Linked DNA regions of Homo sapiens: all the other regions are linked to region 3. Evidence: chromatin contacts called from ENCODE Hi-C or POLR2A ChIA-PET data. All regions are on one chromosome and are shown on one strand. The core of a region is the stretch at or near the end of the contact, and the rest is flanking DNA. Distances in the headings are between cores, read along the strand shown. Region 1 holds the start of CDH24 (cadherin 24). Region 2 holds the start of MRPL52 (mitochondrial ribosomal protein L52). Region 3 holds the start of PABPN1 (poly(A) binding protein nuclear 1).

What was found. Hi-C counts contacts between places; a loop is a spot of excess contacts on that map. ChIA-PET counts read pairs that join two places held with the same protein, here RNA polymerase II (POLR2A). Pooled maps may share reads with other maps.
Region 1: a loop to region 3 is called in a pooled map, with 4 times the contacts of the local background. The contact joins the promoter of CDH24 here to the promoter of PABPN1 in region 3. A Hi-C loop is called at or near these places in 2 of 50 pooled maps. POLR2A ChIA-PET finds 5 or more read pairs at or near these places in 8 of 52 experiments (A549, CD4-positive, alpha-beta T cell, H1 and 5 more).
Region 2: a loop to region 3 is called in a pooled map, with 7 times the contacts of the local background. The contact joins the promoter of MRPL52 here to the promoter of PABPN1 in region 3. A Hi-C loop is called at or near these places in 8 of 50 pooled maps. POLR2A ChIA-PET finds 5 or more read pairs at or near these places in 3 of 52 experiments (BJ, CD4-positive, alpha-beta T cell and HepG2).

What each region holds. Positions count from the first base shown.
Region 1 is chr14:23,056,090-23,058,862 of GRCh38, forward strand. It overlaps CDH24 (cadherin 24), which reads right to left and starts at 1,431. Exons shown (of 13, transcript NM_144985.4): 1 at 1,314-1,431. ACIN1 (apoptotic chromatin condensation inducer 1) reads right to left here. Exons shown (of 19, transcript NM_001386863.1): 19 at 2,475-2,773. LOC105370705 (collagen alpha-2(I) chain-like) reads left to right here and starts at 1,571. Exons shown (of 2, transcript NR_169511.1): 1 at 1,571-1,953; 2 at 2,196-2,560. RefSeq lists silencers at 1,311-1,430, 1,511-1,660.
Region 2 is chr14:22,828,502-22,831,201 of GRCh38, forward strand. MRPL52 (mitochondrial ribosomal protein L52) reads left to right here and starts at 1,386. Exons shown (of 5, transcript NM_180982.3): 1 at 1,386-1,439; 2 at 1,552-1,609; 3 at 1,686-1,753. The coding sequence starts at 1,412. RefSeq lists an enhancer at 1,290-1,369.
Region 3 is chr14:23,319,996-23,322,789 of GRCh38, forward strand. It overlaps PABPN1 (poly(A) binding protein nuclear 1), which reads left to right and starts at 1,462. Exons shown (of 7, transcript NM_004643.4): 1 at 1,462-1,825; 2 at 2,186-2,300. The coding sequence starts at 1,475. BCL2L2-PABPN1 (BCL2L2-PABPN1 readthrough) reads left to right here. Exons shown (of 8, transcript NM_001387346.1): 4 at 2,186-2,300. RefSeq lists enhancers at 553-1,203, 892-961, 1,215-2,026, 2,027-2,794 and silencers at 1,362-1,791, 1,852-1,921.

The DNA.
Region 1 (2,773 bases), core at 181-2,680, 260 kb before region 3:
GAGGAACACAGGAGAGGGGATGCTGGGAGGGCTTGGAATCCCAAATCTGGTCTCTGTCCTCCCAGGTTGGGCACGTAGCCAGGTATTGGAGGAGGCGGGGCTACCAGAGAAAGGGCTTAAAATTACGGAGTTGGGATTCATGGAGGTGTGGCCTTAAGGTGTCTAGGGTCAGCATGAGATGACAAGGAGTGCAGCCTCAGGCAGGGCTGAGAGTCTGTGAAAGTCCCTCCCCACAAGGGGGAGCCCCACTCTCCAGGCCCTGTCTCCAGCCCACGCTGCCAGTGCAGTCCTTGAAGGGGGACTGGGCTCGTGAGACAGGAGTTGGGAGCCAGAGCTGAAGGAAGAGGATACAGGGTGGGGGACAGGGGGAGGTGACCGGGGAGAGAGGTCCACCCAGAGGCTAGAGACAGATAATGACTGACGGCTAGACTGACTCAGGGACTGTCCGGCAGAGAAATGACTGGATGAGAGACAGAAACAGAACAGTGGCAAGAGACAGAATGAGAGAGACCAGGGCAGCAGCCTGGGTGTCTGAAGGCAGAGAGGAGTCCTAGGGGCCAGGCTTGGAAACGGGTCACCGGGGGCAGTTCCGGGCAGGCAGGGGCAGACCTCAGCTTCGGGGGTGTCAAGCCAGGCCTCGGGAACTTAATTCTGGGAGAAGGAGCAGACAGGAGGGGTGGAGGCAGGGAGGGGCCACGGGAAGGGAGCTAGAGAGGAGACCCTTCCCACTGCTCTCCTTTCTCCTAGGGGCGGGGGGGAGGACCCCTCAGGTAGCTGTGGCTTCTGCCCCTCCTCCCTCAGAGCAGACACACACCTGACAGTCCCTTTGCTCCCGAGGGAAGGGGGAAACCGGAGGAAGGCTGGGGACCAGAGAGAAGGCGGGATGAGGAGGCGAGAAGGAAGGGGATAGAGGAGTGGGAAACAGGATAGCAGGAAGGGGAGAGGAGAGGGAGGGAAAGGAGAGCAAGAAAGAGAAAAGAGAAAGGCAGGAAAGGGGAGAAAGGTAGAGAAAGAAAAAGGCAAAGAGGGAGAGGAGATGGAAAAAGGACAAGAGGGAGAGGGAAGGGTTGGGGAGACAGAGGGAAGGGATAAGGAAGGCAAACAGGCAGAGAAGGAAGGGTGAAGAGAAATCGAGAGAAGAAAGAGGGAGAGAGGTGCGAGGGGAGAAGGGAAAGAGGCAGAGCGCGGGAGAAGGGAGCCGGCAGCGGGCTCCCAGCCACGGAGCGCACCCCTCCGAAGACCCCCGCAGGCTGCGGGCCCCCTCCTACCCCTCCGCGGATTCCCGACCCCTGCTCCGGGGCAGGCGCCCTTACCTGGCACTGCCGAGGGGCCCAGGCCGGCGGGAAGCGCCCCCGCCCGCCCCCGTCGCCGGGTCCCGGGGGCACAGCCCCGAGCCGATTGGAGCGGGCGCCGCGGCTCCGCTGCAGGTCTGAGCGGCCCCGGCGAGAACAAGGGAGCGAGACGGAGGGGGCGGGGGAAGAAGACTCCGCCTGCGGAGGAGCGAGGCGGCTCCGCGCCGCGCGGGAGAGGAGAGCCCAGCCTCCGACCCTCCCCGGCCAGCCGGGCCCGCGCGGCGGGGGCGGGGGCGGAGGCGGCGCCGCGCGTCCGCCCCCTCGGCGCTCCTGGGCTGCGGGGCGCATACAGATGCGGCGCCCCTCCCGGACCGGGCCCGCAGCGCCCGGCAGGGCACTCGGGCGGGAGGACGTCCAGGCCACGGCGCCAGGCCATTTCCGAAGAGCTGGCGGGGCGGGTGCACCCGGGAGCGCGAAGCTGCCAGTCCCCGCCCGCAGCGGAAAACGGGCGAGCGCGCGGTGAGGTGGGGAATTCGGAGCCCACTGCGGAGAGACCCGGCTCCGGGCTCCCGGTTCCCGGCTGGCTTTTGGGACTGGTGTGGATGGAATCCCAGCTGCAAGGCGGCGGCGTTTTGAGAGCCCATGCAAAGCACGGTAGCAGGTCAGCTGGGGGACACTTAAGGACGGCAGAAGGGTCCAGAGAGTCCGAGGCCCGGGCCCAGGGAGCGGGTCGGGAACAGAGGCACGACATCGGCGGGAGGTCGGAGGCGGGCAGTGGAACCCTTCTTGGGAAGCTCGGTTACAGGGGCCAACAGAGCGAGGAGCTGCCGCCCCCTGGTGGTAGTTGTGGGAGGCACCAAGGTGGCAGGCAGGTGACCAAACCCCTAATTTAACCGTGCACAGGACCAGGAACCAGAAGAGGACCCACCCTCCTAGCCCTGCTGGGGTGCCGCCACGGACACAGGTTGCTCCATGCCTTCCCGAATGAGGAAGGTCCACAGCTTTGGGTTGGTCAGGGCCAAGGCAGGGGATAAAAGACGTGGGAAGTTCAATAAGCAGGAAGCAGTCAGCCTAAAGGAACACATGGAATGAGAGCAACTCCTACTCCAGATATCCTCAGATGTCCACGCTCAGATATCCACAGTGGCTTCTTAACCTGCCCAAAGAAAGCCACTCACACAGTTTAAAACTAAGTCAGATTTTTATTTTTTTTTCCATAGACCACATCATTTAATAATAAAAAAAATAAAAATAAAAATTGAACAAAAGGAAAAGGTGGATATAAAGTGGAACCTGTGGGAAAGAGGCAAGGGCTGCAGGACAGAAGAGACTGGGAACTGCAGGGGCCCTGGGACTCAGGAGGAGATGCTGATTCAGCTCATAGGTGACCCAGTCCTGGCCCCGGCTGTTCCCAAGAGAAGGCTGTAAGTACCCAGGGAGGTGGTAAGCAGGATGGAGGAAAAATCAGAGGACTGGGGCAC
Region 2 (2,700 bases), core at 136-2,635, 490 kb before region 3:
TATAAAGCACTTTCACTCACATTATCACTTTTAGATCGTTTTCACAAATGTAACATATTAAGCATTTTTAAAATTAAAAAATGAAGGATAAATGACTTCTCCAAGACAGTACTGAATAGCAAGTGATAAAAGGAGGGGAGTCGCCAATCAGGGTTTGCCACTTTCTAGTACCTACCTCACAGGGTTGTTGCAAGGATAATATTAAGCAATGTGCGGTGGTAGCACTTATAAAAATGGAATGTCACATCTTAGCTCCAATACAATACCCCTTTCTCAGGAAAGTCATCTTTGATGGTCTACTGTAGATCAAGTTCACACTATAAACTCACAAACAACATGTATTTCCTTTCCCAGCACTCAATGACAATATTCATGTATGTCATCATTTGATTGTCTGTTTTTTTTTTTTTAGTTGGAGTTTCACTCTTCTTGCCCAGACTGGAGTACAATGGCGCAATCTTGGATCACCACAACCTCTGCCTCCCGGGTTCAAGCAATTCTCCTGCCTCAGCCTCCCGAGTAGCTGGGATTACAGGCATGTGCCACCATGCCTGGCTAATTTTGTATTTTTAGTAGAGACAGGGTTTCTCCATGTTGGTCAGGCTGGTCTCGAACTCCCAACCTCAGGTGATCCGCCAGCCTCAGCCTCCCAAAGTGCTGGGATTACAAGTGTGAGCCACTGCACCTGGCCTGTCTTGTTTCTTTTATACCGAGAGCTCTATCAGGATATTGATGTCTGGTTTTGTTCTCCATAAAATCTACGCCTAATACAGCACTTATCACACAGAATTTTTTTTGAGACAAGGTCTCGCTCTGTTACCCAGACTGGAGTGCAGTGGCATGATCTCTGCTTACTGCAGCCTTCGGCCTCCCAGGCTCAAGCCATCCTCCCACCTCAGCCTCCCAAGTAGCTGGGACCACAGGCATGCGCCACCACACCCAGCTAATTTTTCATTTTTTTGTAGAGAGGGAGTTTCGCCATGTTGCCCAGGCTGGCCCAATTTCCGATTAACTCTAGATTTGATTACTTTTCTTAGTCTAGGAAAACTGTGTTACAGTGATGCGAGGATCTGTAGAATGACGTGGATGTTACCCCTGAGATCAAAGTTACTATTAATATCAATTTCAATGAACTAGAGACCGCTGTAGGGAGGTTGTGGGAACTGTTCAGAACGGCTTAATCTGGGAGGACACGACTTCCACTGAGAATGCATGCGCTGAACGACAATTCGTTTTCACCTCAAAAACCTGTACTGCAGTTTTGTCTCTCCTTCCGTACGATGACCCAAGATGGCGGAGCCGTGATTGAAAACCCAGATTCAAGATGGCGACTTCCTGCTTCCCCGATAGCGTCGCGCGTGGCCACCGAGGCCACGCCTACTTCCGGCTACCCCGGCTACTCCTGCTCAGCATGGCTGCTTTAGGGACTGTTCTCTTCAGTGAGTGGGTATAGATAGGGACCGTGGACTCGGGGGCCCTTTGGGGACGGGCACAGGACCCCTGATCCGGCTGCGCGGCCTCTCCCCCAACTCTGCTCTGTTCTCCCAGCAGGTGTCCGGAGGCTGCACTGCAGCGTAGCCGCTTGGGCGGGCGGCCAGTGGCGACTACAGTGAGTCCTGGGATGAGGGCACCTGGGGGACCAGAAGCTGGGCTAGGTCCTCACAGATCTGTTTTTCTCCACACAGGCAGGGACTGGCTGCCAACCCCTCCGGCTACGGGCCCCTTACCGAGCTCCCAGACTGGTCATATGCGGGTAAGCGCTGATCTGGCAGTTAACTCCACTGGGGAGATTTTCACCTAGAGGGAACGCCCCTGGACGGGGAGCTGGGGGTATCAAGGTGGGGGCGTGTAAAAGTGTTTAACTTTTTATTTGGAAAACGGAATTTGGGGAAAGAAACCCTCTTGTTTATTTTGTAGATTGCATTTCGACTAAGGAAGGTAAAGCTAAACAGGATCTTGGCTTGTGGAGATAAGCAGAAGATAATTCTGACTTGGGGCCGCCAGGGTGGAAGGGGGTGACAAGACTTCTGCGTTTTTCAAAGGGGGACATTTTTTTTTAACCAAGAACCACTTTTCTCTGTGGTTAGTGAATTTTCAGTATTTGGTACCAAATGCAGGGAGAGCTCTTTGAAAAGCTGCAGAAATAAGCGTCTCAGAGGGGTAGAAGGATGAAGACTATGGATGGCAGGCTCCCTTCAGAAAATTCTTTTACCTTTACTTACAAAAGAGAGAGGGAGGGAGAATAAATATTAGCCCTAGAAGGGAGAACCTTAGAGAAGTTGAAGCTACTCCCCATTCTCCTTATGAGACTCCAGTGTACAAGTAGGAAATTTGAGGCCTACAGAAGTGAATTGCACATGATCATACAGCTAGGTAGTAGCAAATCCAGGACTAGAACATAGGCCAGTCCTCCTTGACAACACAGAGATCTGAATATTTAATACCCTATTGTTGCTCTCTAGGGGTATGATCCTGCTTAATTGGATAATTGGTGACTGAGGAAGATGGTGAAGATTTTTTCTACTTGTTATTTACTGTAAGAAGCCTGGCATCTCCTTGTAGTAGTATGGACTATTGGAAAGACTCTGGAATTACATATGACTGCTTTTTTTTTTTTTTTTTTTTTTTTGAGATGGGGTCTTGCCCTGTCACCCAGGCTGAAGTGCAGTGGCATGATCATCGCTCACTGCAGCCTTGATC
Region 3 (2,794 bases), core at 212-2,711:
AGTGTGCCCACAAAAATTTCTCTTGCAAACGTACACTGCCATTCCTTTCTTTTTAATAAATGTGTAGGACTGCTACCAAAATATGGCAGTCCTGCCTTCCAGGGCTAGGTCTCATTGGTACTTGGGGTGCAGGGGTGTAGTGGGAACCTGCCAGGAGAAATTCCTCTGGGATCTTGGGGGCTTGAGGGCTTAAATGAAGGGTGGCACCCAAATCCCCAATCAATGCCTGTTCAATCAACAAACATCTAACAGGACATTATGTGGTAGGCATATTGCCAGGCCGTGGAGATGCGAATATAAATAGGAACCGGCCCCTCATCTGCAGGCGCTCACAACCTAGTTAGGAAACAGTAAAACAATTAAGCGCGCCGTGGAGATAGGCCCACTTGTCCTGGGAAATGAGGGGAAGCTGGGGTTTGCAGTGGTTTGATTGAAGGGGGACTACATGTTAGAGGCACAGACTGGGTGCAGGTACACCCAAAGGAACGAGAAGAGTGGAAGGAAACAACATCCACAAAGTAACCACATGCTGGCGTATCGAAGGCCGTGATTTACGGTTTTGAGACTTTACCTCGCCAGCAAAGGGGGGCCAGTCTGTTAGCGGTGCAGATTGGAGGGGTGACATTGGAAGCTGTCCAGGAAAAAGAAAATGGAACTGGGGAGCAGAAGGCCTACGCAAGAGGGCGGGACAGACAGGACTTGTGACTAGTAGCTCTGGACTGAGGAATCCTCCCTGCTTTCTGGTGCGGGAGAGCTAGTGGATGATGGTGCCAATAACCTGGATGGGGAAAGTAAGCTCCCTCCTGGAATGCTTCATTCACAACCTCCATTTTCAGCAACATCCCATCTACTGGTGCTTCCTGGTCGAGATACAAGTTTCCTGAAACTGCTGCTCTGTTTTGGGCCTCACCCGGCCAACAGCTCACTAGCTGGCAAGCAGTAGTATCAAGATGGCGGCCCCCTAGGACTGGCTAGTCATGTGACCTCGGGTTTCCCAAGTTTGAAGCCCGGCAGTCCTTTCGGGGGCAAGGTTCACCTGTCACGAAACGAGTGTCACCCCTTCGACTCTCGCAAGCCAATCGGCATCTGAGACTGGGCCACTGCGGTGAGGCGATCGGAAGATTGGTCCTTTCCAGTCGCCTAGCTAGGGCCAATCACGGAGCGTCCCATACTTCGCGGGCCCGCCCGTAGGCCGGGGAGAAGCAGGAATATCGTCACAGCGTGGCGGTATTATTACCTAAGGACTCGATAGGAGGTGGGACGCGTGTTGATTGACAGGCAGATTTCCCCTACCGGGATTTGAGAATTTGGCGCAGTGCCCCGCCTTAGAGGTGGGGCCTTATTTGATTGCCAAGTAATATTCCCCAATGGAGTACTAGCTCATGGTGACGGGCAGGCAGCTTGACTAATGAGTCCTCGGCGTGGCCGGCGCAGCTCTCCAATCGCCGGGCGGCGGGCCCCAGTCTGAGCGGCGATGGCGGCGGCGGCGGCGGCGGCAGCAGCAGCGGGGGCTGCGGGCGGTCGGGGCTCCGGGCCGGGGCGGCGGCGCCATCTTGTGCCCGGGGCCGGTGGGGAGGCCGGGGAGGGGGCCCCGGGGGGCGCAGGGGACTACGGGAACGGCCTGGAGTCTGAGGAACTGGAGCCTGAGGAGCTGCTGCTGGAGCCCGAGCCGGAGCCCGAGCCCGAAGAGGAGCCGCCCCGGCCCCGCGCCCCCCCGGGAGCTCCGGGCCCTGGGCCTGGTTCGGGAGCCCCCGGCAGCCAAGAGGAGGAGGAGGAGCCGGGACTGGTCGAGGGTGACCCGGGGGACGGCGCCATTGAGGACCCGGTGAGGGAAGGAGGGCGAGCGAGCAGGCCGGCGGCTGGCCGGCCGGGTCACTGGAGGCCCAGAGCTCGGGCGAGCGGGTGGCAGGCGGGGGGTGGGGTTGGGCGGGGAATAACGTGGCTGGGGCCGGGTCGGGCCGGGGATGGGTCAGCGATCACTACAAGGGGCCCGACTGGCTTGATTCGGGCGTCACGGTTGCCTAGTGTTGTTCTAGAGAGGGTAGCTTTTCTTTTATCACGACCCTCGCATGGGGCGAGGGAAATGGCCGAGCATGGCTGAGGCCGCGCTCTGGCCGAGAGCAGGGCACAGCCCCTGCGTTGGTTCCTCTTAAGCTGTCCTCCATACCCTCCCCACTTATATTAGGAGCTGGAAGCTATCAAAGCTCGAGTCAGGGAGATGGAGGAAGAAGCTGAGAAGCTAAAGGAGCTACAGAACGAGGTAGAGAAGCAGATGAATATGAGTCCACCTCCAGGCAATGGTGAGTAACTGGCGGTTGCACGCGGAGCCCGGGTTCTCGGGTTGGAAGGGTTGTGGGGAGGATGGGGAATGTGGGGTTAGATACTCGGCACCCTGGAGCTGCTTGTCTGAGCTATTATGACTGTGCCGCGGTCATAGTCCGTTGTGTGTTCCTCTGACCTTTGTGAGGCAGAACGTATATTTTGGTGGTGGTAGCCTTGTGCCTCCCTTTGTGCCTGTTATAATTGTGTTGCTCTTTGTTCTTAGTCTACGTCTATCTTTCTTTGTAGAGGTTGCGTGCTCGCATTTGACCTTCAAATCTAATAGTTTTTCCTCCAATTGGAGACGCTTTAGGATTCTAAGAGAAAGCAAGCTGCAAGGGGTTTCCCCTTTAATCTAGAAATGTGGAGTCTCAGCCCACTTAATTTTGCTCACTCTTAAAAGCATTTCAACCAAAGCCATTCATTAGGGATTTGATTTGGAGGCAGGAGGGATTCCTATACTGTTTTAAGTGTG